Regions from separate parts of the Mus musculus genome. Here all the other regions are linked to region 1. The links are chromatin loops, found by intact Hi-C in ENCODE. Cell type or tissue: gastrocnemius. All regions are shown on one strand. Links, peaks and the distances in the headings refer to the core of each region. The heading gives the core; the rest is flanking DNA.

Evidence for each region. A loop is a pair of places that touch in the nucleus more often than their neighbours do. Peaks named below come from ENCODE experiments on the same cell type or tissue, not always from the same donor. Only the 100,000 strongest peaks of a DNase experiment are listed, where the experiment ranks them.
Region 2: a loop joins it to region 1, with 4 times the contacts of the local background. A loop is called at or near these places in 17 of 42 quality-filtered maps.
Region 3: it touches region 1 in a loop (3-fold over the local background); 10 of 42 quality-filtered maps call a loop at or near these places.
Region 4: it touches region 1 in a loop (3.0-fold over the local background); 16 of 42 quality-filtered maps call a loop at or near these places.

Annotation. Positions count from the first base shown.
Region 1 is chr9:44,838,830-44,843,829 of GRCm38, forward strand. It overlaps Kmt2a (lysine (K)-specific methyltransferase 2A), which reads right to left. Exons shown (of 36, transcript NM_001357549.2): 6 at 4,529-4,593; 7 at 3,704-4,087; 8 at 3,481-3,554; 9 at 2,734-2,865; 10 at 2,142-2,255. Among named protein-coding and RNA genes, the nearest start is that of Gm39326, 14 kb to the right of the region's middle. In gastrocnemius, for the core only: CTCF peaks have their summits at 1,956 (motif pointing left) and 2,647; a DNase peak (open chromatin) is centred at 2,616; H3K27ac peaks cover 473 bases.
Region 2 is chr9:44,914,280-44,922,166 of GRCm38, forward strand. Atp5l (ATP synthase, H+ transporting, mitochondrial F0 complex, subunit G) reads right to left here and starts at 6,463. Exons shown (of 3, transcript NM_013795.5): 1 at 6,331-6,463; 2 at 372-532. The coding sequence starts at 6,382. Gm30934 (a long non-coding RNA gene) reads left to right here and starts at 6,448. Exons shown (of 2, transcript XR_379340.4): 1 at 6,448-6,838; 2 at 6,949-7,887. In gastrocnemius, for the core only: CTCF peaks have their summits at 2,117 (motif pointing right) and 4,761 (motif pointing left); DNase peaks (open chromatin) are centred at 2,123, 6,442 and 6,690; H3K4me3 peaks cover 3,164 bases; H3K27ac peaks cover 2,245 bases.
Region 3 is chr9:44,961,415-44,969,301 of GRCm38, forward strand. It overlaps Ube4a (ubiquitination factor E4A), which reads right to left and starts at 4,186. Exons shown (of 21, transcript NM_001346698.1): 1 at 4,071-4,186; 2 at 1,923-2,018. In gastrocnemius, for the core only: a CTCF peak has its summit at 5,611 (motif pointing left); DNase peaks (open chromatin) are centred at 4,214 and 5,599; H3K4me3 peaks cover 2,667 bases; H3K27ac peaks cover 3,002 bases.
Region 4 is chr9:44,900,528-44,908,414 of GRCm38, forward strand. No RefSeq gene overlaps it. Among named protein-coding and RNA genes, the nearest start is that of Gm30883, 11 kb to the left of the region's middle. In gastrocnemius, for the core only: no CTCF peak of the experiment used is centred there; DNase peaks (open chromatin) are centred at 4,696 and 5,209; H3K4me3 peaks cover 1,051 bases; H3K27ac peaks cover 3,413 bases.

The DNA.
Region 1 (5,000 bases), core at 1-5,000:
GAAGCTGAAGACTGAGGTATAAAAGGAAGCATTTCCTGGTGGGTGGGGCATGCTGGGGTGCAAAGCACTTGATTATGAAGTGACTTGGAGTAGTCACCAGGCATTTGCAGGCTGAATAGTCTCAGCCTCTGCTAGGTTTGAAGCAACCTTAGCACTTAAAGCACTTAGGTTCATACAGGCTCTAAGAAACGATCTTCTTAAGGAGTGAATACAGGAAGCAACTCACTGGTTGTCTGTGCTAGGGATTGAAGCCAAGACCTTGCACACGAGAGGCAAATGCTTTACCACTGAGCTGTGCAGGGACTCACTGTGTACCTTAGGCTGACCTCAAATCGCAATCTTTTTGCCTCAGACTCCTAAGGATATAAGACAGCACGCAGAGACTACATACTTTAAAATATTCATCCAATCAAATATAATCATGCTTTATGGATATTTTGCAATCTGATATTTCTAACCAGTGATGTTATGGGTCTGTCTATTAACATCAAACTATACTATCACATTTGCCATTATATGCAAGCCCTCCATCTTTAGCCAGGGCTCTATACTAATTTAAACTCTTGAGTTTTAAATACTGGAGCTAGAGAGATAGCTGAGTGGCTAAGGGCACAGACTGCTCTTGCACAGGAGCCAAGTTTGATTCCCAGGTCCCAAATATAGGCTCCCAAGTGTCTGTAACTCCAGTAGCAGGGGATCCAATCCCTCTTCTGACTCCTGAAGGCAGCAGGCATGCACATGGTGTACATATGACATGCAGCCAAATCATCCACACACAAAATAATAATATAATTTTATTATATATACATACCTGGCAATTTATCCAATTACTTTAAAAATAAGTACCTAGCATGCAATAGGGTTAAAGAATATGCCATTATAAATTACCATTCTAAAAGTAAACACCATTTGGGCTGGAGAGATGGCTCAGCAGTTAAGAGCACTGACTGCTCTTCCAGAGGTCCTGAGTTCAATTCCCGGCAACCACAAGGTGACTTATAACCATTTGTAATGGGACCTGATGCCCTCTTCTGGTGTGTGTGAAGACAGCTACAGTTACATACATACTATACACACACACACATATATTAATTATATATAATATATAGTAATTCTTAAAAAAATAAAATAAACACCATTTCCAAACAACTCACCCAAAAGATAAGACTACTAACTATATTTCTTCTATTGGGAAATCTTTCTGTACAATTTTTTTGTTGTTGTTTCATGGTCTCTCTCTGCAGCTCTGATTGTCTTAGAGCTCACTTTGTTGACCAGGCTAGCCATGAACTCACAGATATCCACCTGTCTCTGTATCTGAGTGCTGGATTAAGGGTAATAATGCCAGCACACCTGGACCTGCATCCCTCTTTAACTGTCAGTGTTTGGTCACTGGGGGCTAATGACCATCCCACCATATGGACTATGGTCTTATTTGTCATTTTAAAATAATCTATCTCTCTTTTGCACATTTTCTGCTCTGTATTTTTCTACTTTTTTGTTGTTGTTGTTGTTGTTTGAGGCAGGGTTTCTCTGTGTAGCCCTGGCTGTCCTGGAACTCACTTTGTAGACCAGGCTGGCTTCAAACTCAGAAATCTGCCTGCCTCTGCCTCCCAAGTGCTGGGATTAAAGGCATGTGCCACCACACCTGGCTTATTTTTCTACTTCTTAATAATTGCTAAGAGCTTTTTATACTCATAGGTATTCAATATAAAAACCAACAGCAACCCTTTTTGTTCTAAGAGAAAAGTAAGAACTCTACAATAAAGACTAAATTAAAGAGATGAAAATATTTACTACTAGATTCCATCTTAAAATTTCTAAAAGTTAAAAAAAATACTCAGGGGCTGGAGAGATGGTTCAGCGGTTAAGAGCTCTGACTGCTCTTCTAGAGGTCCTGAGTTCAATTCCCAGCAACCACATGGTGGCTCACAACCACCCGTAATGAGATCTGACGCCCTCTTCTGGTGAGTCTGAAGAGAGTGACAGTGTATTCACATACATAAAATAAAGAAATCTTTAAAAAAAAAAAAACAAAACTAAGTAGCCGGCGTAGCAGAAGACAGACCTGCTAACTACCAACAAGAAGAACACAGCACAGTGGCATCATCACAGAGGAGACAGAGAAGCAGGCGTCTTACCTCTACATGCCCACTGCTGGCACAGAGAAAGCACACTACTCTGGGTGTTATGGGGACAGAGGTCAGGATCCCTAAGCCTCCCATCTCCCACACATTTTCTGCTTCACAGTCTTCCTGTGGGGAAAGAGACAAAGATCACTTATGAAAGCTTCGAAGTGTCAAAACCAGGACAAACAGCATAAACACAGAGTGCCACAGAATGCCAGGAGCGTTCACTTCCACTAGTCCAAACATGAGCAAGTGCTGCTTTAAAGCACTATAAACTTAGATGCAAACTATCCGTTGAAAGCCCACTATTGGTGCGATGCTACGTAAACAGCAAAGATACACCGAGTCTGAATGCACTGTGCTTTGCTGATTCGGGTAACATGAGTTTGAAATAATTCTCTTCCCGGATGCTGCTCAGGATGTCTGTGCTTTCCCACCAGTTCACAAACGGGCCTCGGGCTGACTAGGCTTTCAGGTACCTGAACCTGCCTGTTAGCTGGAGTTCTTGTTCATTCCTCTAGTGGGTGCTGTTTCCCTTTGAACGCTCACCTTTTCTTTAAAGGTCATAATGTTCAATAAAGGCATGATCACTAAAGACTTTTACCTTAAAGTCCACTCTGATCCTGTGGACTCCATCTGCTGGGATTTTCTGCTTAGAACTGATGCCATTCGAGAGTGGGTTGAGGATGTTCAAAGTGCCTGCATTCTCTTGTTTACTTACTGGAGGTGGCTTCTCCTGAGACAGAAGATGAATGTAGAAAACAATGACTTGCCCTCATATTGCAAGAGGGGAGAATACAAATGCCTATTTTTAGACATGGAAACATTTTTCAGAGTAAGTATCCTATTGAAGGAGAGGGAGCTAGCTGTGATGGCTCACACTGGATGGGGAAGTAGGAGGATGCTGGAAGTTCAAGGCCAGCTTGACGTACAGAGTGCGACCCTGTCTCAAGATAGAGGAAATGTAATCTTCAGAAAAGTCTGAAATTCTGTCTCCATCCAGAACAGAAACAGTGTGCACAGGTACGGGCTGCTTTTGTAGACAAATGTTATTAACATATATACATAGATAACATGTATACAGAGGGCAGAAACCATGCCAGATGCTGTCAGAGTAAGCTGTGGCTAGACTACAGCATACCAGGCCATAATGAAGGCAAGTCAACAAAGCTAAGAGACCAAAAAACAAAACACCAATCAACCAAGAGGGGCGAAAGCTTACACCTGGATTTTGGGAGACCCCACTGCCATCTCCAGAGAAGCAGGGGGGACAGTTTCATTCGGGCCAAGGCTCCCGCCACAGACCAGAACAAATGCATCCCTAAAGAGGTGCAGCCAGCTGCCCGCTCACCTTGTCCTTTGGTTTTTGTTTTACAGGGATACTTGGGCGGGGGGCCACTTTTTTCTGCTTGCTTTGCTCTGGCCCTAAAGGATTCAAAACAGATTTTGGTCAGATGCCAGGAATGAGTACTTTCGGACTGACTGGCCTGTTAGAGGGCCACACAGAGTGTCTTCTAGACTTCAAGGTGACACAACCAATCCGGCTTTCTGTTCTGCCACTGTCCGGCACTCACCTGGTTCTGGGGGTGGAGGTTGCTTTTTCTTGGGCTCACTTGGAACGGCCTTGGGAGCTTCTTTTTTCTGCGGTGCTGTGCTAGGAGGCTGAGGGGGGACGACGGCTGCTGGCTGGGAGACCTGCTTGCTGGACTTCCGGGATGCTGGCGCGCTGACCTGTTTGGGTTCAGGCGCAGGGGCAGGCGCAGGGGCACCCCCTTCTTCACTCTTTTCTTCCACAGGTTTGCGGGGTGGAGGCTCACTGCTGCTCTTCTTTGGGGCAGGCTCCTCCCGCGGTGGCGGGGCAGCCTTCTGAGCAGGCTCCAAGGGGCTCTTCACAGCAGTGCTCTCTTTGCTCTCTTTCTTTTCAGTGGTCTTAGACTTTTTCTCTTTCTTTTTCACAGCTAGGAGAACAAAACAAGATCATCAATGCGTAAGCGAGGAAAGTTTCCACGGGGAAAAAGCACAAGAGCTCTGTAAGAGTCTCGTCCCCGTCTCCTGCAGCCAAAGCAGGTACTCAGTCTCCACAAAGCTGAGGCCGTGTTGATCAGGTAATGCAGGGAAATTTTATTGTTCTAGCAAATGAGCAGAGCTATCATTTTTACATGAATTTTAAACAAGTGTCTTAATTATGGAAAATTTCAAACATACCCCAAAATAAAGAGTCAAATGAACCCCCATGTACCTATCATCCAGCTTCAACAACCACCAACTCCCCGGGAGAGAGCAGTACTTTAAAAGAAAAACACAAACAAAAAAACCTAGTATTCTCTTTACACTGAATGCACACGGCTGCATGACATTAAGGTACGGGACGTCACGGGAAGGAGCTCGCACACCACTACCTTTAGTCTGCTTCTGAAGGGAGGCTTTGGAAGGCATCCACTGCAGATTCTGACATTTCCTCATCCTAGGGTAACAAAGGATAAAGCATAAGACAAACTGAATATAAGCGAGAAGAAATGAAATAAATGCTTGCTTGTGTGTCTGCAAAAAACAGTGGGTCACCACCCAGGGTCATTTGACAGAACAAGGACTTCTTAGGGTTCAGTTTAGTTTGAACTTTTAAAATTCTTGGGTTGAAAACTTTACCTACCTTTAGGATCTAAAAGGACCAAGTGTCATATAATTTTTGAAATGGTACTCAAATTTCTTGTAATTTAATATCGACTTGTACCCCACACAGATTACCCCTCCTGTTTCCTCTCCCTGCCTGCCTTCTGTCCTTCCTGCTTTGAGACAGTATCCCATACAGCCCAGGTTACACTATACAGTAGAGGAGTAATCCTGAACTCTTGATCCCCCTGCCTCTGCCTC
Region 2 (7,887 bases), core at 1,725-6,724, 77 kb after region 1:
ACTCTAGTTGTCATTATCTGAAATGGAGCTAATTCTAGTACTAAAAAGAAAACAAAGCTGGAAAACTGTGTCATATTATAAGATACTTGCTGACATCAGGAAGGAGAGTGAGGTTCCCAGCTCTCAGGACACTCACCTTTTTGCTCTACAATCACAACTAGACCAAGACAAACAACAGCTGGATCACTTCTATCCAGATGACAAAATGAGAGAAGAAAATTTTTTCTTGGTAGTCAAAAAAAGATAAGCTCTCATTATGTTGGACTTTGCCTTATTGGAAAATATATATATTAATCAAAAGAACTGGAAATATTCCCAGGGAAGATATTTTTTCAATCACAAACATACTTTTTCATTTAGCACGTAGTTACCTTAACTGTAAGGTGTTTGAAGCTACCAGTTTTAGCACTTTGAATGATTTTTTTCACACTCTGAATAGCTGTAGGGATTTCAGCAGGGGTTGGGGGAACCAGCTCAACCTTGGCGTAGTGCCAAAATGTGGCCAATCGAGGCTTCGAGTAAGTCACGGCAGCTGGAAAACAAAACAAAACAAAACAGAAACCCCAGGATGAACTCACTGGAGATGGAAAGAAGCAGATGTGTGGGCTGGACACAAATATTTATTCATGTATCACATCCACTCACTGTTTGGACTGAATGTGCACCCAGTGTGAAAGTCAGAGCTGCTGCTCCCTGGTAACAAGAAGCTTTTAAAGATGCAGAACACCTGTGTCACAGGGACACTCAGCCAGGCAGGAAGCTCTAAGCTGTTAATTATGTCAGGACTCACTAGTGGCCAGCTAGTACTGTTATTCACCTTTGAATGGCAAATCTAATTAAATGTAAAGTTACTCGTAGCTAGATTTGCAAACAAAGACAAAAGCGTATTGTTCTTTGTAGAAACAGCAGATTTTGAAGAGAAGGGGTCCAGAAGGGGAAGAAGCTGTGTAGAATAGCATTCTTCTAACAATAAGATCGAGGCTCATCACAGTATTGGCCACAAGTCCAGATGGAATTACACCAATTAGTATCCATTCGTTTTTTTGTATCCTTAGCAATATGTGCTGGCTTAAATCTCTCTTACCAGAGTACAGCTGCTCACCTTTCAAACAGTGCACTCAATACAAATAAAATTTACATGTAGTGTTAAGAACAATTAAAATCAGATTCTGCACTGGGTAATGGTGGCTCATGCCTTTTATTTAACTCCAGTGCTGAGGACAGAGGCTGTGAGTTTAAGAATTGCTTTTAAACTGAAATTCTTTGATGTAGTCACTATTTTAAATCAATGAATTTAGCAGATGATATAGTAACAAATTCAACACAGGGTCTGGGGATGTGGCTCAGTGGTAGTACATGTGCAAGATCTTGGACTGAAGGTATAGCAGACAGAGACAGAAACGAATATAGAAACAGAGATGTATGGTGAGGGGGCAGGAATCTGATGCTGCTGGATTTTAGAATTATATGTATGTATATAGTGGGGGCACAAAAACAATCATGCATGCATTCATTCATTTTTTCTTCTAAGCAGGTTTCTCAGCAACCCTGTCCATCCTGGAACTCATTCTGTAGACAAGGCTGGCCTTAAATTCACAGAGATCTACCTGTCTCTGCTGCCACCATTTGGCTTATTTATTTACAGTCTCGGGGAGACTGTAAAGAGCTGAAGTGCTCACTACTCAGAGACTCGGGTGATAAAGCCTGTAAAAATGTCATAAGTGAGTTCCAAAGGAGTGTGTATTAAGTAAAAGTCTGCAAATATGTTAATGAGGCCAACTTTTCCAACATTTATAATTTTTTTCACTTTTAGGAAGCCTTTGTTATGTATTTTCTGTTAATAGTACTAAAACTGCAACTTCTAAACACAAATAAATAAAATATTTATAGGGAAAAAAAAGGAGGTCTGACTGCTCTGAAAAAGTCTTTTTGAGTTCAATTCCCAGCAACCACATGATGGCTCACAACCATCTGTAATGGGATTGGATGCCCTTTTCTAGTGTGTCTGAAAACAGAAAGAGTGTACTCACATACATAAAATAAATCTTAAACAAACCCACAGAGATTTCTTGTCTTTTGTGTCGGATGCACTGTATGTGTGTAGTGCTCAGAGCAGTCAGAAGAGGGCACCAGATCCTCTGGAACTTGAACTGTGGTGGTGAGCCACCACACTCATGCAGAGAACTGAATTTATTTAGTTCCTAAGCAAGAGTTCTTAACTACTGATCCATCTCTTCAGCCCTAGAAACAAGTATTTATATGTATAGACTAACATGCAATTATAGATATATGGGCTGGTGAGATGGCTCAGTGGGTAAGAGCACCCGACTGCTCTTCCAAAGGTCTGGAGTTCAAATCCCAGCAACCACATGGTGGCTCAAAACCATCCATAACGAGATCTGACTCCCTCTTCTGGAGTGTCTGAAGACAGCTACAGTGTACTTACATGTAATAAATAAATAAATCTTTAAAAAAAATTATAGATATATGTCTGAATACCTGCTGTGCTCGCTAGTTTTGTGTCAACTTAATGAAAGCTAGAGTCATTTGGTAAGAAGGACCCTTACTCAACTGGTTGGGTAGTGGTGGTGCTCATCTTTAATCCCAGTGCCCAGGAGGCAGAGACAGGCAGGCATATCTCTGAGTTCAAGGCCAGCCTGGTCTACAGAGTGATTCCAGGACAGCCAATGCTACACAGAGAAATTCTCTTTCAAAAAACAAAACAAAACAAAACAAAACAAAAACAAAAACCACACACACACAAAACCAAAAAACCAAAAAAGGAACCTGAATTGAGAAAATACCCCTATTAGTTTGGCTGTGGTGCATTTTCTTCCTTGGTGACTGATGCGAGAGGATGCAACTCACTCAGGGTGATGCTACTCCTCCCCACGACACTGCCTCTGGTCATGGTGGGTTTTGTTGTTGTTTTTGTTTTAAGACTTTATCTTATATATGTGGGTACACCATCACTGTCCTCAGACACACCAGAAGGCATAGGATCCCATTTGTGAGCCACCGTGTGGTTGCTGGGAATTGAACTCAGGACCTCTGGAAGAGCAGTCAGTGCTCCTAACTGCTAAGCCATCTCTCCAGCCCAGTCATGGTGTTTTATCATAGCAAATGAAACTAAATTCAGACACCTGTCCACTGAGAGGACTTTGAAATGGACTCTAGCAGCAAGGAACAAACCCAGATCCTAGACGGTAATTTGTGAATTCCATTGTTTAATAAAAGGTACCAAGGCTCCTTGGAGAAATGGTCAAGGCTAAGTAAGGCTGGGCAAAGAAAAAAGATAAAAAGATGACTTATGATGTAGAACCAAAAACTAAGAAGGCATGCCAAAAGGGCAGAGGTACCAACGTAAAAGATCTACAGACTGCCAAGGTGGGCACAATCTCAGCAGTAAACGACATAGAATTAGATACAAGAAGTATGAAGTGAATGTAAAAGAGCCAGTGCAATATACAATTAAAATAACAGGAGAGAGGGAGAGAGAAAGAGAGAAATTGAGTAAGATAGATCTTCCTCACAAAATTCCACTTACTATATGTAGAAAATGGACTCACCCCTCCTGCTCTGGTAACTTGCTTGTAAAGAATGGGTGTAGACACATAAGGCTGGTCACTACCAGTATGTCGCTATAATGATCTTTTCTGAGGGGTGGGGGATAGAGGTAAGAGGTGGATTTGCTGAGAATTCCAGGAGAGGGAGGTGTGCACATGAAAATGATTATAAAAGTTGTTACACAAATGTATGACACCTCCAAAAAATAAAAACAAGTGCAGAAAGTGCAAGCAGTAGTTTTATAGTGGAAGACCTTGTCAGCTCAATAGATGGCATGAATACCACAGATCTCTTAATATGTCATCAGGGTGATCTGTCTCTGTGGTTCTTGCTCTTTTTTTCCTTTTCTTTTCTTTTCTTTTTTTTTTTTTTTTTCTGAGACAGGGTTTCTCTGTGTAGCCCTGGCTGTCCTGGAACTCACTCTGTAGACCAGGCTGGCCTCGAACTCGGAAATCTGCCTGCCTCTGCCTCCCCAGTGCTGGGATTAGAGGCGTGCGCCTGGCGGTTCTTGTTCTTTTTTTTGTTTTCTTTTAAAGATTGATTTATTTTCTATGAATACACATCGGATCCCATTATAGATGGCTGTGAGCCACTATGTCACTGCTGGGAATTGAACTCAGGACCTCTGGAAGAGCAGTCAGTGCTCTTAACCACTGAGCCATCTCTCCAGCCCCTGTGGTTCTTGTTCTTAAAATCCCTAATTCCAGGCTAATCATTAGAGAAACCCAAGATAACCAGTTTGGAGAACATTCTTCAAAATATCCAGGCAGACACCTCCAAGTGGCCAAATCATGAAAGTAGAGATCAGATATAAGAAAGGGGAGATTGCAGACACAAGAAACTAGTTCTAAGGTAATATCCTATATTTGTAGACTCAAAATATATGAATGGAAAAGCGGGTGAAACATAAGTAAAATTTATAGCTTAGTTAAGGGAAAAGAAAAACAAAACAAAAAAATAGACTTTCACCTTTCTGGGGGAACTATGATAATAATTACTGACTTCTTTCTCTAGCTACATGCCCTAGGGAACTGAAAGATCTAGTCAGTAGTCAGTATCAAATACTTTAACATTCACACTTAATACACCAGCCTGGGCTGGAGAGATGGCTGCTCTTCCAAAGGTCCTGAGTTCAATCCCCAGCAATCACATGGTGGCTCACAACCATCCGTAATAGGATCTGACGCCCTCTTCTGGTGTGTCTGGAGACAGCTATAGTGTACTCACATACATAAATAAATAAATCTTAAAAAAAAAAAAGCCCCAGCCTATGCTGCAGAGCACAGTCTACGTAACCTTCTGTTCCCTCAGAGCCCTCAGGTCTCAGTACTTCTGGCAGAACAAGTTATCTTACAGTTACAACAGTGGAAAGGTTTTATGTTGTTTCTTGACCAAAGTTTACCTTGATAATGTCTTTCATTTTGGATTTCATCAATAAAATCAGTTTTAAATTTCTGAATACAAGCTACCTAAAAGATGCAAAAGTCATACGGCCGGAAAAATACTCTCTACGAAATATTAAAAATAGCACCTCAAACCATCAAAGTCCAAACGTCAAAGCCTTTTGGTTGTATTGGTGTAAAAATTGTAGTACGTTGCTTCAGATCACCTAATGATTTTTTACTAAGGAAATTCTTTGGAAAACAGCTATTGGCAGCCTCAGGTTCCATAGGAAGGAATCCAGTATTTATAGACTCTGGCTGGCACTTTAAGGGTTTAAATAGCTCACTAGCTGGTGATGAAGGGGAGAAAAAAAAGAATTACTAAATATGCAAACAGGTTGGAAAGCTCAAAATTACAAGTTTTTAAAATTCCACCTCAGAGGGCTGGAGAGATGGCTCAGCGGATAAGAGCACTGGCTGCTCTTCCAGAGGTGCTGAGTTCAATTCCCAGCAACCACATGGTGACTCACAACCATCTGTAATGGGATCCAATGGCCTTCTCTGGTGTGTCTGAAAACAGCTAGTGTACTCACATAAGTAAAATAAATAAATCTTTGAAAAAAAATCCACCTTCAATTCACATTTCATAACCAAATTTGAACATTTGGAAATAGGACCTTCAACCACTTAATACAATACAGAAAAGAAGAAATTGTAAACTTAATCTCCTGCTTCAAAAATACAGTAATTTTCTACTCAGAAGAGAACTGTATCGATTGAACATACTGCTCAGGCTTATAACTACTCAGTGTTTATCTGAGAGACCGCGGTCTATCAGAATTTTCAAACAAAACAACCTCACGAATGCCAAGCCAAGGTTCTGAAGACGACTGCTGACAGGCGTCGCTTTCTGTGCTGACTGGGGAGGGGATATTCACCCCTACGTTCCAAATTCCCTTCATCGGACGCAGAATTCTCTAGGCTCTAACCAGGATGGTAAGCAAACATAACTTTCAAAGATCTCTCACCCGTCTTTAAAATTTCTGATGGCTTTCAAATACTTCGCTGAGACGCAGACCAGCTATGAGGTCTGATGTGTGACCTCTCTCTCCCCTGTTACCGACCTCCCTTCCCAACTCTCCCGGCACGGTAAGGGGGCATCACGGCGTTCGCGGCGGAGTGAGGCCGGGCAGAGTTACACGACCCACTCGCTCCCCGGCCGAGCTAGGACCCTGCAGCTTGTGAGCTCTAAGCAGCCGCGGGCAGGCCAGGCGAGGCTGCGGCCTTACAGTGGCCTCCTGGAAGCCCTCCCGACGCCCACGGCCCCTTGGTGCCGCAGCACAATCCCTCCCCTCGCGAGCCTCTCCCGGGCTGCGCTCACCGGCTACCATCGACGGTGCCTTCTCCGCGAAGTTACGGATGAACTTGGCCATGGTCTAAGGTGGAAGGTACGTCTCCCCGAACCGCCGGCTGAATGTCACCCCCGGAAGGACCCGCGGCAGGACCCCTTCCCCATTTCCAAGGTCAGGCTGCCCCTCTCTGTGCCTGTTCAAAACATATAGGTATTGATTCCCTGTTTGTGGCATCTCATTAGTCAGTTTACTTTGTTCACTCCAAGTAAAAACCTAGATATAAAAAAAAATGAGGCGCGATAACACGTGAAGAATCCTGAGATTCCTCAGGGAGCAGGCATTACTTGGGACAGCTATTCATGTTGGTCCGGAAGATCGGTGAAGTGGGGGAAATGCGCATGCGTTATTGGTTTTCTTGGCTTGATCGCCACATTAGCTTGCGGCAGTTTTATAGCTTTTCAGAAAACATGGAAAACGAGGCTGGAGGGCTTCATAAGATGCTTGTGGGCCTATACGTTCGCTTTAAAGGCATAGCAGGTCTGAGGTCAAATAGGAGCTTTAAGGGGCCACATAGGCGTTACATTATGTGACTCACCCATTCACCGACTTCTTTAATTGACTTTTTATAATTCCGTTTTCCTCCGCAGCCAGTATCAGAATTGGGATCCAATCCGGTTTTTCAAACAAGCCAGTAGGAGCTGTGCGGACAAGAGGAAGAAAGTCATGTGTGTTGAGGGTGTTGCACTGTGCCAGGCATTTTGTAATTTGGTGGAAGCATGCTTTGGGCATTATCCCCTTAGAGACCAAGATTCCTAAATAGTCATAGAAGGAGTCAGTTGCAAGATAAATACGCAAAGGAACATAAGGTTAAGCGTGGTGCTGATCTGGGAAGGCGTAGAGATTCTTGGTGTATAAGAAAATATACAAATTCCAAAGGCTGTAACTTTGACATTATGAATGAAAACAACAAAAACAAACCAGGAAACCCAAAAACTATGTAGGAAAGTAACATTTGATGAGGAGAACAAGTTCTGGAAAAGCCCAATCTTTAGAAGAAAAACTGAGGGGCTGGAGAGATGGCTCAGCATTATGAGCACTGACTGCGCTTAGGTTAGGAGTTCAAATCCCAACAACCACATGGTGGCTCACAACCATCTGTGATGAGATCTGATGCCCTCTTCTGGTGTGTCTGAAGACAGCGACAGTGTACTTACATATAATAATAAATACATCTTTTAAAACAAAACAAAAAAAAACCTGAAGTAAAATTCATGGGGTGGTTAGAAAAGTTAGAAGTGGGATCAAGGAATCAGTGAGGGAGAGACATGCTGCCTTAGACAGTGAAGTCAAATTAAAGCAGGAAAGATAACCTGAAACCCACATTATACCAGCATACAGGAGCCTGAAGATTGGAAGTTACAGGCCAGTCTGGACCGAGGTAAGACAGGCCAGCTAATTATGAGTATGAACATCTGTGACATTAACTAGAAAAGGTTTCAAACCCTTAGAAACCAGATTGCAGCAATGAAGAAATATGGAAGCAAGAGAATATAAGTCAGACAACCCAAGAGGAAGGTGGAGCTCAG
Region 3 (7,887 bases), core at 1,514-6,513, 120 kb after region 1:
TAAACCATCTATAAAATCCCTACCTCCAAATTAAGCAACCAGACAGGAAAACAGAGTATTTTAGACTTTTCAGTTATAAAAGTCAACAATAAAAGTTTGTAGCACACGTGTATATAGGCAAATTCCATAACCACATGAGCCAATGTGATGTGCATGCATAAGTGTGTAGCACACATGTATGCAGGCTAACTGCATAACTATACGAGCCACTGTGAAGTCTGTATACGTGTACATGTGTGTACAGTGATATGAGAGTGTGGCACACATGTGTACAGACAAAGTCTGAAACTACGTGAGCCAGTGTGAAGGGTGTATGCATGTGTGATACAGGTACATGGCGTACATGCATGAAGTATGGAGGCCAACAGAGGATGCTAGGGATCCCATGCTGTTACTTTCCTTATTCCCCTGAGACGGGGGCTTACTGATCCTAGAGTCAAGATGAAAGCCAGCTAGCAGTACCAATCCTCCTGTTTCTACTCCCCATAGTGCTAGGGTTACAGGTATACTTGTGGACACATCTAGCTCTTTATGTGGGTGTCGAGGATTTGAACTCGGGTTCTGTTTGTGCACCAGCAACTCTTACCCACCCACTAAGTCATCTCCAGGCCTTTTTATTTTATTTTATTTTTTTAATTAAAAAGTCGAGCCTCACTGTGTAGCCCAGGCTATCCTTGAATGTACAGTGATTCTTCTGCCTCAGTCTCCAAGTGCTAAGATTACAGGCATGTATCGCAATGCCTGGCTTGAGTTATTTTATATTTAAAAAAATACAACTGAATGATCCAGCTCATTAGATAGGAGACAATGATCTGCAGCATATATATAAAAAGAAAGCTGAAAGCAGGAAGAACAGGACATATTCTCAAAACTATCAGGAGAGAGGGCTTAGCACCACAAATGGCATCACTTCCTTTTTAATTCTATTCTCTTCCATTATATACACAAGCTAACTTTCTATTACATCTTTTCCCTGCTTATAATGGAATTTTAAAACTTCCACAGAGCACTCCTGGCAGATCAACTGTGCTAGCCTCTAGGACCCTCAAGTACAAGTTCATATCTGATTCTGAAACTATCCTCCAAACCACAACGCTTAAGCAAATGTTCACGGGCAGTCTCAGTCTTCCAAGTGATTACTCCTGAGCTGCACGTAGCCACACCACACCATTCCTCGAGATCTACTTCAAGGCACAGACTTATTACATCTGGAGATGCAGCAACAGGCCAAGCTCCCAGGCCAGACACTGTGGCGCTTCAGTACCTATGCATATGTAGAACAGAGAATGAAAATAAGCCTGCTATCACCTCAAATGCTGCCCTAGTCAGCTTTAACTGTCAACTTGACATAGCCTAGAGTCATCTTAGGGGAAAGCCTGGTTTGAGATTGCCCAGATCAGACATTTCTTTGGGGGAATTGTCTTGACTGGCTAGCTAATGGGGCTGGAGAGATGGCTCACTGGTTAAGAGCACTGACTGTGTTCTTCCAGAGGTCCTGAGTTCAATTCCCAGCAACCACAAGGTGGCTCACAACCTTCTGGTGTCTGAAGACAGTGACAATGTACTTAGATATATAAAATAAGTAAATAAATCTTAAAAAAAAAAAAAAGCAAGCAAGCAAAGCATCAGCCAGCAAGCAACATTCCTCCATAGGTTGTACTTCAAGGTCTTGCTTGAATTCTTGCCCTGACTCGCCTCAGTGATGGGATGTGACTTGCAAGTGCACAAATAATTCTTTTCCTCCTTTGAGTTGCTTTTGGTCAGAATGGTTTATAATGACAACAGAAAGAAGACTAGAAAGAATGTTACAAACAAAACAAGGTTTTGCCTACCCCACTGAAGTCATCGTTCTCGTATCTACTTAAAATAGGTATAGAGAATTTCCTTCTTTAGAAGCAAGGCTAAATCATGTGACAACTTACAGGAAAAAATGAGGGCCCACAGATCACCTGTTGAGAACCTCGGTGGAGATCCAGGTTAGACTTAGTCATTGAGCTTACACATGAAAATAAAAGTACCTAGGAAGAAAAGAAAGGTCTGGTGAAATGGACCCTCGATACCTGGTTTGGCTTAATACTTACTCTACCTATTTTAAGTTTCCCAGCTTGAGTAGAGTAGTGCATACCTGTAATCCTTGCACTTGGGAAGTGAAAACAGGAGGATCTTGATGTCAAGGCCAGCCTGAGCTACACAGTGAGACCCTGACTCAGAAATAAATAAGTAAGAGGTTGAAGAAATGACTCTACCAGAGTACCAGAGTCTGGATCCCAGTACCTGAAACAGGGCAGCTCACAAATGCCTGCAACTCCAACTCCAGGGACCTGACAACTCCTGCTCTCTGTGGGCATCCACACACTCTTACAGGTACACATCCATAAAAAAATAGATTCTTTAATAGGAAAGAAAGAAAGTGAGAGAGGGGAAGAAACAAAGAGATTAAGAGAGAGAGGAAGAGAAGGAAGGTAGGGAGAGAGAGAGAGAGAGAAAGAAAGAGAAATGGCTCAGTGGTTAAGAGTACTTGCTGTTCTTTTAGAGGACCACAGTTTAGTTTCTAGCACCCATGTCGGGCAGCTTACAACTTTCTGTAACTACAGCTCTTGGGGATCCAATACCCTTTACTTTTGTGGGCAGCTGCACACATATGGCATGCATATATACAGAAACACATATGGAGACATAAGCAAAACTAAAAAAATTATCTTTAAAAAGAAACAGTAATAGTAATAATAAACCCAAATTCCTTGTTTTCAGTTGCCACACAGAAACACATCCACTTTCTTGATAGCTTTTGGGATGGCACAACTACCAGCCCCCCCAAGGCTTTTGGATTTGATTCATTTTTAGTAAGTAACTTCACTTTACATACCTGCTGCAAAAGTCTACATCTCTAGGAAGTGTCAACCATTGGACCCATACAATTCTCTCATTTTCTCCTGACTCAAGCTTCTACTTATATAGAGTGCTGCTAATCCTTTAAGGCCACTACTGGCTCCTGAGAGCATACAGATATTTTAAGATCATGTCCAATCCAGTTTTAAAGTAGAACTATTGGTAACACTGAAAAACAGATTGCTATAGCCAAGTTCTATGGCTAAGGTGGGGTTGGGTGTAGCTCTGTTCTAGAGCACTTAGTATGCACCAGGGCTTAGTTTATAACCCCAGCAACTCCCTACCCCAAGCCCAAATTACACTGTATTAAATTGTACTCCATAAAGTCTCTATTTTGGAATTTAAAAATGTTCCCAAAGTAACATGTCTACCTGGAAATACCTTCAGTGTTACATTAGGTGTCGTAACAAAAATCCTTGCAATACGTTTATCTGCAAGCTAGGATCTCATCAAGTGAAGCACATACACGTCCGAAAACAAAAAAAGAACACAACACAACAAACAAAACCGTCTCTAACAAACCCTGGCATTTCATCTTGGGCCCCATTTTATGTCTCTGGGACCAAAAAAGTCAATGACATTGAGACTTAACCCATTCTTGCTCTAGGAGACAAAAAAGAATCCTAAAAGGAACAATACTAAACACAAAACGTCTGACTCTATGGTCAATCTGAGAAATGTTTTCTCGACCAAGAAAAACTCGAGCAGAATCCAAAGAGCTACAGCTGGGAAGCCGTCACTCGCTTTAAAAGTCAACCTCTTGCTACACGCACCCTACTGGTTTGATTGCTATGAGTCGAGCTTCATTTTGTCTCCTTGGCATCTGGCACTGTCGTTCACTCTTCGTATTTTATCCTTTGGGGTTCAGTAACATTCATAGGCAGCAGGGAGACCCACCCACCCTGCGCAGGTCCTAGATAAAATAAGTCAAAAGACAGCCACAGCCCACACTCGGGCCTTTCCTAGCAGGGACTTGGCAAAGAAGAAGGGAATGTGCAGAGCCACCGGACGCCGGAGCACCGTAAGGGTTTCCAGATTAGACAGGGTCGAAGTTCAAGACGGACCCGGGTCAGGCAAGCAGTTGAGAACAGCAGGCATGCAGGGGCCTTGACTGGCAATTGCTTAGGAGAAAACCGGGTCGCAGCCTCAACACTCTCGTCCTCTTATACCTTGCCTCTTACCGGAGCCTGAAAGGGCAGGGACGACGACACCTCACAGCTACAGCGACCAAAAGGTTCTTACTTCCGACTCAGCAAGGCAACCGGAGCTGACATCATCGCTGAGCGCCGAGCCTGTTGGGTCTTTACCCCGCGCCGGAAGTAGGGCGGTGTCGGGCTTCGCTAATGACAGAGAAAACACCGAGGAGGCGCATGCGCACGTTTGCTGGCAGCTAGCGAGGGTGGGGGGCGGGCCGGAAGTGGCTTTGGGATTGGGCTAGGCAGCAGGGCGGGGCGGGGCAGGGTTGGCTATGACTGCGTGCTTTGAAGTTTTGTGGAATATGAAGCTAGACCTTGGAAATCCATCTCTTGAGGGCAGATACACTATTGTGGTGTCGGGCTCTGCACAGACTGTGACTTTTTGCTTTTTACGCTCCCTTCTGTCCTATGGCTTTTTGGAGCCGTTTCACTCGTTGTGGCTTAGAAGCAGTAACAATACCAACAAGGACAATGTATAAGACGTTTTGAGCAGGTATTAGGTGCCAGGCAGCGCGCTATTTTGGGTTGGTCTTAGATTTATCTATACAATGCTAACAGTATACAGCCTACAAGTCTGGTTAATTTTTAGTTTTTAATTTTGAAAAATATTTATGAGCATTGATTGGTGTTTTGCCTGTATGTATGTCTGTGTGAGGGTGTCAGATTCCCTGGATATGGAGTTACAGACAGTTGTGAGCTGCAATGTGGGTGCTAGGAATTGAATCTGGGTCGTCTGAGCCATTTCTCCAGCCTTGGTTCTTAGTTTTAGTAAGGAAAATGAAAATTAAAACTGTAGTGAGTGGGACACCGTGGGGCATGCTGTAATTCTAGCACTTGGTACATAGAGACAGGAGAATTGAGCATCCGAAGTCATCCTCTGCTATTCAGTGAGTTTGGACTAACCTAGGGTTACTTCAAACCAACCATCCAACCAACCAAAACCCTACCCTATTCTGAGATACCCCTTAAAAAAAATTATATTGGCACAGCTCAATACCTCAGCAAGAGATTGGTAGCATACATGCATAGGAGTACCAGGCACTTCTTTGCTGTACTTGATAGTGTATATCTATATAACTGCTATGAAGTGAGATTTAGTTTAATAAAATTACATGTTCAGATATTTTTCAATGATATCTTTTATTCTTATTTGTTACTAATACTTTACATATATTCTAAGTGACATTTATTGTTAAAGCTAGACCAAATCCCTAACAATGACCTACAAATAATGAGACAGGAGACAATCTTGTCTTAGACATGACCTCCCAAATGCAACAAAATCTATAAAATGGAATTTATCAAAAAGACTTTTGCATTTCAAAAGTCACCATTAAGAAAGTGAGGTTGGGGCAAAGATTAATATTATGTGTTGTGTAAAAAGCCATTGCTCTGAGCTGAAGAGATGACTCAGCGGTTAAGAGCACCGCCTTACTTTCCAAAGGAGGCAGGGTTCAGATTTCAGCATGCACCTAGCAGCTAGAATCACTAACTCCACTCTCAGGGATACAATGCCCTCTTCTGGCCTCCATTGGCTCTGCATGCCCATTGTGCAAAGATAGACCAACAGCCCTAACACCCATATACACAAAATAAAAATAATACAAAATAAATGTTAATGTGGCTATATTGAAGTAGTGACAAATATTGTTGAAAATTCAAGATTCATAAAAACAAAAAGCTGTCATGTCAGTAGGGATGTAAAACGATGCTGTTAGTTTAGAAAAGAATTTGGCTGTTTCTTTAAGAGCTAAAAGTGAATTTGCCATATGATCTTCATTCCTAGGTCTTTACTCCAGAGAAATGAAATTATAGTTGCATAAAGAGCCTTGCACGCTGGGCTGTGGTGGTGTAAGCCTTTAATTCCAGCCCTTGGAGACAGGGCAGATGGATCTCTGTGAGTTTGGGGCCAGCCTCATATACAGAGAGAGTTCCAGGACAGCTAGGGCTACACAGAGAAACTGAGTCTTGAAAAAACCAAAATAAAAACAAAATAGAACATTTCAAAAGAATCCTCATTGCAGCAGTGCTTATAATAGCCGAGAAGTGAAACCATCATGTGTCCTTTGACTGGGGAATGGACAAGCAGTGGACTGCCCATGAAATGGCTTTTCAGCAAGAAGAAACAAAATACACATATACTTGGAGTTCAAGGCTAGATAGATAGCAGGACCTGTGGGAAGCCACATATGCCATTACAAGGTGACGCTGGCTACCACTGGCCACCACGCATACGGTTGGGTAAACAACCAATGTGTACATATGCAATAACGTTTTTTGCCAAGACACTGCCTGGCCCGGGCATGATAATGAGGTTCTGTGAGGTACTGAGAGTATAACCAATCAGGTGTGAGGCATGCAAATGAGGTAGAATGCATAACCAATCCGGGTGTGAGACACGCCTCTCCTAGGCCTATATAAGCAGCACCAGTGCTGGGCTTGGGGTTTCGCCTCTGCAATCAAGCTCTCCCAATAAAGAAAAAGAAAACTTGAAGAGACAGAGACTTGTGGCTGCTTGGGGTTGAGAGTCAGCATAAGGACTATTAAAACAGTGGTGGTGATGTTTTCAACCTGAATTATGATGGGGCAAATTACTAAAAACTGCTGAGAACAGGTGAAATCACTTAAAATTGGCAAATATTATCATAGGCTAATTATATATCATACAGGCTTCTTTTTTTTTTTTGGTTTTTTTTTTTTTTTGGTTTTTTTTTTTTTTTGGTTTTTTTTTTTTTTTTTTTTGGTTTTTCGAGATCTAACTCCTTCTGGCCTCATAAAGCACCAGGCATACATGTGATACACATACATGCTGGCAAACACCAAAACCATAAAATAAAACGTCAAGAATGAAACCTGTGAGCCCTGCGTGGTGGCGCACGCCTTTAATCCCAGCACTTGGGAGGCAGAGGCAGAGGCAGAGGCAGGCAGATTTCTGAGTTCCAGGCCAGCCTGGTCTACAAAGTGAGTGCCAGGACAGCCAGGGCTACACAGAGAAACCCTGTCTCAAAAAAACCAAAACAAACAAAACATTCTAAGTTTTAATGTTTGCTGGGTTCTTACGCAGGTCATAATTCAGTGGGCCAGTGCAGCAGTGAGGTGGCACATCAAGAAAAAGTATCTGCCACACAAATGTGACAACCTGAGCCCAATCCCCTGAGAAACAGAAAAAGAGAACCCACTCCACCATGTTGTACAGAGGCTGGAAGCTTCCAGGACTAGGCCTAGGATAGCAGACAGAGGCAGTAAGGCTTAGAGACGACAATCACATCACATGAATAAAAGTTACTTTTACAGGTGCTGGGGATTGAACCCAGGTCTCTTGGAAGAGCAGCCAGTGCTCTTAAGCACTGAGCCATCGCTTCAGCCCTCCAAAGGGAGTTCTTCACACATGCGTTGTTGTTTCAGCTATGTCTCCACATCATTTTGTTCCAGGTAGCAAGTGAAGTCATGCCTGGCAAACAGGCAGCACAAACTGTGCTTTAAGTAAAATGCTACAATCAATCAATCCTTAGCCAGTAATTGGTCTTGTCTACTTTATCCTTCATAATCTTCAGGTTGGATTAGGAGAAAATTCAAGATATATAGTGTTATATCATAGTGTGAGACATAGGGGAAAGGAGAATAAAGTGTACTTGAGAACTTTTCTTATATGCTTAGTATACACCTAAGAACATATGTAAGAAGCTCACTTGCCTGTGGGGAAGGCTACTCTGTGGCTGGACACTCCGGTGGAAGGAGACCTTTCACTGCATATGTGATTCACTGAGTAGTAGTAGTTGTTGTTATTATTATCATTGTTATG
Region 4 (7,887 bases), core at 1,792-6,791, 63 kb after region 1:
CCAGAGAATTGAAGTTTGATCCCCTGCACCCACCTGGAAGCTCACAACCATCCAGAACTTTAGTTCTAGGAAATCATCGACCCTCTGCTGGCCTCTGCTGGTACCAACCATGCATGTGATGCATAGACATGCATGCAGGCAAAATGCCTAAACACATAAAATAAAAAAGTTACTACCTCTGCATAGTGTATACATATATTTAACTATCACATGGCACTCTATAAATACCTATCGTTTTTATGTGTCAACTCAAAATAACTTAATTTACAACTTAATTTTCAGGAGTAGACAATTGAAAAAAACATACCCACTACTTATCTTTTGGTACAAAACAGTACAATACAGATAAACGGTTGGGCAGTGGTGTCGAATGCCTTTAATCCCAGCACTCAGGAGGCAGAGGCAGGCAGATTTCTGAGTTTGAGGCCAACCTGGTTTATAGAGTGAGTTCCAGGACAGCCAGGGCTATACAGAGAAACCCTGTCTCAAAACAAAAACAAAAACAAAAAACAAACAAAAACAAAAACAGAACACCAGATAAACAAAATCATAAGTAATAGCTACCAAATTCTGGGACAAAGTCTCTCACAGGTTTTGACCTAACCAAGTAGGCTAGGCTGGCTGGCCAGGGAGCCACAGGGGTCTTCTTGTCTCTGTCTTTCCAGTGCTGGGATTATAAATCGTCATGTTTTTGTTGTTGTTTGTTTTTTGTTTTTTTTTTTCAAGACAGGGTTTCTCTGTATAGCCCTGGCTATCCTGGAACTCACTCTGTAGACCAGGCTGGTCTTGAACTCAGAAATCCACCTGCCTTTGCCTCCCAAGTGCTGGGATTAAAGGCATGCGCCACCACTGCCCGGCCTAATTGTCATGGTTTTTATTGCTATTGTTATTTGTTTATTTGTCTTATGAGACAGGGTCTATGTCGCCCTAGCTGATCTGAAACTCTATGTAGATGAAGCTGGCCTGAAATTCAGAGATCTGCCTACCTCAGTCTCTCCATTACTGGGTTCAAATGTGTGTGACACCACGCCTGGCATTCTGGCTTTTGATTACTATAGGCTTCATCTGATCACTTCACTGATTGAGCTATCTCCCTGTCTCTAAGGCTTCACCAGGTATGATGGCTTCTTTCTGTAATCTCAGGGGAGTCTGAGGGAGGAGGATTGCTGTGGGTCATCACGGGCTACACACTGAGAACCCCAGACAACGATGCACTGGCTTATGTGTATCTTAGGTCAGCTTGACACAGCTGGAGTTTTCTGATGATGGGGAACCTCCATTAAGAAAATGCCTCCATAGGACCCAACTGCAAGGCATTTAGAGACTGATGAAAGAGAGCCCAGACCATTGTGGGTAGAGCCATCCTTGGACTGATGGTTCTCAGTTCTATAAAAAAGCAGGTTGAACAAGCCGTGTTGAGCAAGCCAGTAAGCAACAGCCCTCCAAGGCTTCTATATCAGCTCCTGCCTCCAGGTTCCTGTCCTGTTTGAGTTCCTGTCCTGACTTCTTCCAGTGATGGACTATGATCTGGGAGGGTAAGCCTAATAAATCCTTTCCTCCCCAACTTGCTTTTTGGTCATGGTATTTTGTTGAAGCAATAGAAACCCTCACTAAGACAAATGACAACAAAAAGCTGAGTGTGTGTGGTGGTGTGTGCTTGTAAACTCAGCATCTATGAAACAGAGGCAAGAGAATCACTGTAAACTGGGGGTCAGCTTGATCTACATAGAAAGCTGTAGCTTGAGGTACAGAGTGAGACCCTGTCTCAAAAAAAAAAAACTGAGATAAATGCTTTTTTTTTTCTTTAAAAAATAAATCTAAATTGACAGGCTGTGGGTAACTATGCAAGCATAAAGACATGAGTATCATGACATAGCCAGAACCCATCAGAGCTGAGCATGTTCTCATGTACCTGTAACCCTCAATCTGGGAGAAGAGAGTATAGAGAAAGGGTCAGAGACAGGAGGATTGCTGGAATCTGCTAGCTGCCAAGCTAGCTCCAGGTACAGTGAGAGAGCCTTTCTGAGGGTGATAAGTGACCAGAGGTAGAGCTGGACTCCAGGTCTTCTTCTAGGCCCTTCAAATATTCACAGGCGTCCATACCCACACACGTGTGCATATACCACATACACCTCCCCCACTCAAACACGTCCATACCCACACACGTGTGCATATACCACATACACCTCCCCCACTCAAACACATCCATACCCACACACGTGTGCATATACCACATACACCTCCCCCCACTCAAACACATCCATACCCACACACGTGTGCATATACCACATACCCACACACGTGTGCATATACCACATACCCACACACGTGTGCATATACCACATACCCACACACGTGTGCATATACCACATACACCTCCCCCACTCAAACACGTCCATACCCACACACGTGTGCATATACCACATACCCACACACGTGTGCATATACCACATACACCTCCCCCCACTCAAACACATCCATACATATGTGGTAACTAAATAATTAAGTGTAAAAACAATTAAAGCTAAAAATTAGGCCAGGCGATGGCAGGGCACGATTTCCTTTGATCCTAACACTGGAGAGGCAGAGGCAGGTGGATCTCTGTAAGTTCGAGGCCAGCCTGGTCTACTGAGAGAGTTCCAGGATAGCCAGGGCTACACAGACAAACCCTATCTGGAAAACAAAAGGAAATAAGTAAACAAACAAACAAACAAATGAATAAATAAAACTTAAAAACCAACAACAGAGTCAGGTTTTAATGATGTTACACACGTTTAATCCCAGCACTCAGAAGCAAGTAGAGCTTTGTTATTTCAAGGCCAGCCTCATCTACACAGCAAGTTCCAGGCCAGCCAGGGCTACACAGTGAGACCCTCACGACAAACAGAAAAGCAAATTAACAAAGGAGAATCTCTTTTAAAACATGAGCAGAGAGGAGGTCGTTAAACCATGGCAGGTTGTTTGGACTTCTAAACTATTGAGGGTCAGGTCTTCCTCTCTTTCCCTCACTCTTTTCTCTGGTCAGAGCCCTCTCTGCCAACATAGAGCCTGTCCAGTTGTTTAGGACCGAGGGAAAACTGTGCTACCCAGGGCTCGGACACAGGACACATGTTGTGTGCCATTGCTTGCTCGGGCTCAACCTGACATGGAGCATCCTCTGTGGGCTGGAGTTCAGATGTAAAAGAAGGCATCTCCTTCGCCACTCCAGTCCTTGCCAGTGTAGTAACCATCACCCAGAGAGGAGAGAAGGCAGTCAGAGACGTCAGGCAAGGATGACATGCGACTCCTTTGCCTTAACGTGGGGGTTTAACATGTTTGAAGTGGGAGAACGGATTTTCTTGTTGATTTGTGTCCTCCGATTTTCCCCACAAGAACTTGTGAGACGGTTACTACTCAGTTCTTTGAGGCACTTCCTCCTGGGAAGGGTGGCTGTGGGGCAGTTGGGCTGGATGGTTATGGTTGGGCAAACAAGCTTAAGGGCTCCAAAGCCAGGGCCTTGTGGCTTTGGCATTTACCTCCGGGGCTGTGGGGGTGAAGTTTGGATCCAAGAACTGGAAATCAGTTTGCTGCCAGATGTGGTGGTACACATGGCAGAGGCAGGAGGCAGCCTGATCTACTTAGTGAGTTACCAGAGTTACATAGTAAGAGCCTGTCTCAAAAAACAAAGTGAGAGAGAGAGAGAGAGAGAGAGAGAGAGAGAGAGAGAGAGAGAGAGAGAGAGAGAATCAGTTTGTGGTTGTAGGCTGTGGTAGTGACTTGGGTATTATATAACAAACCAATGTACACTAAGAGGACAAAGCTGTAATGAGGTTCATGGTAAGGCAGTGAGGAAGCCCCACTCTCCTGTCTGCTCAGTCATTGGTGCCTTCATTTGCTCTCCACGACTCTGAGTGTCCCTAGACTTGTTGGCCACTCTTCCATGGTGTTCTAATTGATGTTTTAGAGCACTTGTTTATTTTTGCTTGAGGCAGGATCTTACTATGCAGCCCTGCTGGCCTAGAAGGCCCTGTGTTGATTGGCTGGAGCAATCCTGTCTCTGCTTCTGGAGTCCTGGCATTATAAGTGCGTGCTATCAAGCTTGGCTTAAATAACTTTTTCTGTTGAGTTCTCTACCTTCTTGAGACCCAGAGTGAGATGACATTGGGGTAGAAATGCAGGCTGTCCTTAGGGGAAATGGTAGCTATTTTAACTGCAAGCTGTAATTCCAAACCACACAACAGTATTTTAATTGCTTTTGGATTTGACTACACTGGAATTGGAGTTTCTGAAGATAACCTTTTTTTTTTTTTTTTTTTTTTTTTTGCTTCATGCAAGAAGCCCAGGGTATAATCCTTATCAAAACTCATCTATGAGCTGCATGTTGAAACCCCTGTAAGGGAAAGCATGCTGTTTATGGTGTTCTTTCAGCGTTCACAGAGGATGTACCCTGAACTGTAGGCTTGTCTGAGGGAGAGAGTTCAGATGGTACATTTCTGAAGCATTCCAGGGATTTTCGGGAGTCTATTGCGTAAGTCTCCCGTAAAGGCTCTTCAGCTGCCCACCTCCTGTCTCTTCCTTCCTAGCCTCAGGCACAAGCATCTCTGCTCCAACAGCCAGCAAGCAACACAATGAATCAGGATCCAAATCTGTTTGAGCGCAGGAGGTTGAGATGCAGGAGTGAGTCAGCTGGCACCAGCTCGGGAGCAGTCTCAGCCTGCAGGCCTTCAGGAAGTGAGTCCCCCAGGCCAGCATCTCCCTCTGTGGCAGACTGCCACCAAAGCCTGCTGTTTATCAGCCCAGGACCAAACACAGCAAGTAGAGCTTGCTTTTCTCATATTTTGAAACCCTACTATATAAGCCAGATCATGGGATAGGCTAGGATGGCAAAGGTGACTTGGATACCATATTTTCCTTAAGCAACTTGCAGCGTAGTGAGGGAAATAAAGGTAAATGTAGCAATAGAGTACAATGATGTGGACTGTACAGCCACCCATCAAAGGCAAGGAATACAGTTCGGAAAATTTTGAAGAGACTGCTCAAAAGAAGCGATGAGCTGAAGAAAGGGAGACAGAGATGTGGCAGGTAGAAGAGGCCAGGACCAGAGGCAAGAGCTTTTATAAAATGTGGATCCTGAATAGACAAGCTGACTCTCCCCATCACAGTTTGTACAAGTGAGTTCTGTGTGCCTGGAGGTGCTAGTTCAGGCAAAGTGTACCACTTGCTGTGTTTGGTCCTGGGCTGATAAACAGCAGGCTTTGGTGGCAGTCTGCCACAGAGGGAGATGCAGGCCTGGGGGACTCACTTCCTGAAGGCCTGCAGGCTGAGACTGCTCCCGAGCTGGTGCCAGCTGAGTCACTCCTGCATCTATATTTATATGGGTGCAAACAGGGTAGGTGTGCGGATGATGTCTCTGAAGTGGAAGCGCTCCAACTGCTTACATTTTCTTAGTCAAGTGGGAAGCGAGATCATCTGTTGATAGAAATAATCATGGCCTAAGGAAAAGAACTACAATATGATTGGCAGGTCTTGTGGAGTGCCGTCTTAAGGTTCTGAGTACGAGTATAAAATGAAACTAGTCCTCTGGGTTGTTTTCTCCAGCTTCACTTAGCTTCACGGGTGAAGCACAGAGTACTTAGAGAAAGCCAAGGATGTGGTTTTGGCAATTTCCATGGTGAGAGGCAAGGAAGTTGAAGGTGTGCTCCAAAGAATGATAAGCATAGACTAGAGACTGTAAATAAGTCTGGGAAGTGAGGGGAAAGTCAAGGTTATGAGGGTCAATTTGCTCATGGTCAGCGTGTGTTCAAATAAACGCAGATGTGCCTTTCGGGGGCTGGGCTGGTAGGCGGTTAGGAAGGGATGCCGGTTTCGTGGACACAGGAAGCGGTGCTAACGAAAGGTAGGAGGCTGGTTGTTGGGAGTTTGGAGAACTGAGATGGGACCTGGGAACTTACCATTTCTAAGACCCTTGGTGGGGGCTGGAAAGATTGCTTATCAGGTAAGGTGCTTACCTTGACCCGAGGACCCAAGTTTGATCCCTGGAACCCATATCTTATGAAAGAATCAACTCTCACATGTCCTCTGATCACTACAAGTGTTCCACACACATACAAAATAAGCAGTTGTTACAGAGATCCTTAGTGGCAGTGATGCTGCAATTTTGGCAATCAATGGCCTGCATGTGTGTTGCAGAGTAGTGTTATAGCAGTGGCTCTCAGCCTGTGGGTCTCGCCCCCCAGAGGCTCGCAGGTCAGATATCCTATATCACAACCACATGTACATTACGATTGACACCAGAAGCAAAGTTACAGTTATGAAGGGGCAACAAAAGAATTTTATGGTTGTGGGTCACCACGCGAGGAACTGTGTATATAAAAGGGTCACAGTGTTAGAAGGTTGAGGACCACCGTGTTATAGAGTGACAGTGAACCAAGAGAAAAAAATGGCCAAGAGATAAAAGGGAGTGTGACCTGGTGAATGATTGGTAGGCAACCATGGGAGTAACAGACAATCACATGGCCTGATATTTAAAAGCTGATTTTTTTTTTAATGAGAACTGATTAGAAACTGTGTGGCTAAAGGATATTTGGTAGCCAAAGTGGGATTAAGGCGAGGTCGCAGATGGATGGTTAGGGGCCCGTGCATGGAGTGTTCTAATGAATGTGGGAGCTTTTGTGTGGGGAGCAGGTGCAGGTAGGCGCACTGAAAAGCCTATCCCTGGTAGACTGTGGTGATACTCATCGCAAGAGTGATCACAGTCCTGGGCGAGGTAAAAAGCCAACTCAGTAGGGAGTAAGAAGTCAGTCGCTCCACGCTCTACAGTATTCAGGATTAGGAAGTTACTATCTAAGAGAAAATCAACCTTAGCATGGTTTGAGAGTAGAACCAAACCGAGCTGAGACTATAAGAAAGCAGTTTAGGATGATCTGCGGGAATCCACATCAGGGCTGTCTGCACGGGGATCCCGAGGTAAGCTGGGACACAGACTACCACAGCACTGTTGCATGGACCCCACCTGTGTGTGCTCCATCACTCCTTCCCCACAGGTCCTAGCCAGCTTCCATTGTTCCCCCTGCTCAGCACTAGATCTTTTAGGTGGGTAAATCCTGTATGTGATGTGCCTTAGAGAAAGTGGAGGGTTAATTGTGATGGCCAGTGCAAGTGCTTTAAAAATATAAAAATATAGCTGGGCAGCAGTGGCACACAGTTTTAACCCTAGCTGGGCAGCAGTGGCACACAGTTTTAATCCCAGCACTCGGGGGCAGAGGGAGGTGAATTAATGTGAGCTCCATGCCAGCCTGGGCTACAGAGTGAGACTATAATCTAACAGACAAAATAACATCCACAAAAGAAAAGGAAACTCCAAATGATAACAAAACAAGAAGAAGAAATGAATGAATGTATTGAGTGAGGGGTACACACACAGAAGACTTGGGTGTAAGAGCTGACCAAGTGAGAACAGTCTGTTACCAAGGGAAACAAGAGATACCACAAAGTAGAGGACACACAGCACGAATAGCTTCACACCCCTCCCTCCCTGCCTCCCGTCTCTTTCAAGAGTGCTGGTGATCAAACCTAGGGTCTGCTTCACAGTAGGCTGGCTCTTTCCTACTGAGCTGTAACCCAACCTTTGCCGTCCAAGCAGTCTCATTTCCTAGCTGGCTGGCCTCTGCCCCCTAACCGCTGGGATTACGTGTGCAGCACCATGCCTGGCTTCATATTAAGCTTCAAATAATGAAAGGTTCAGAGGATGGAGAGATGGCTCAGGGGTAAAGACCACTTGCTGATTCCATAGGGGACCTGGATTTGGTACCATGCACAAGCATGGTGGCTCCAGCCATCTGTAACCCTAATTCCAGGAGACCTGACGCTCCTTTTGGACCTCCTTGAGCACTGGGGCACACATTAGGT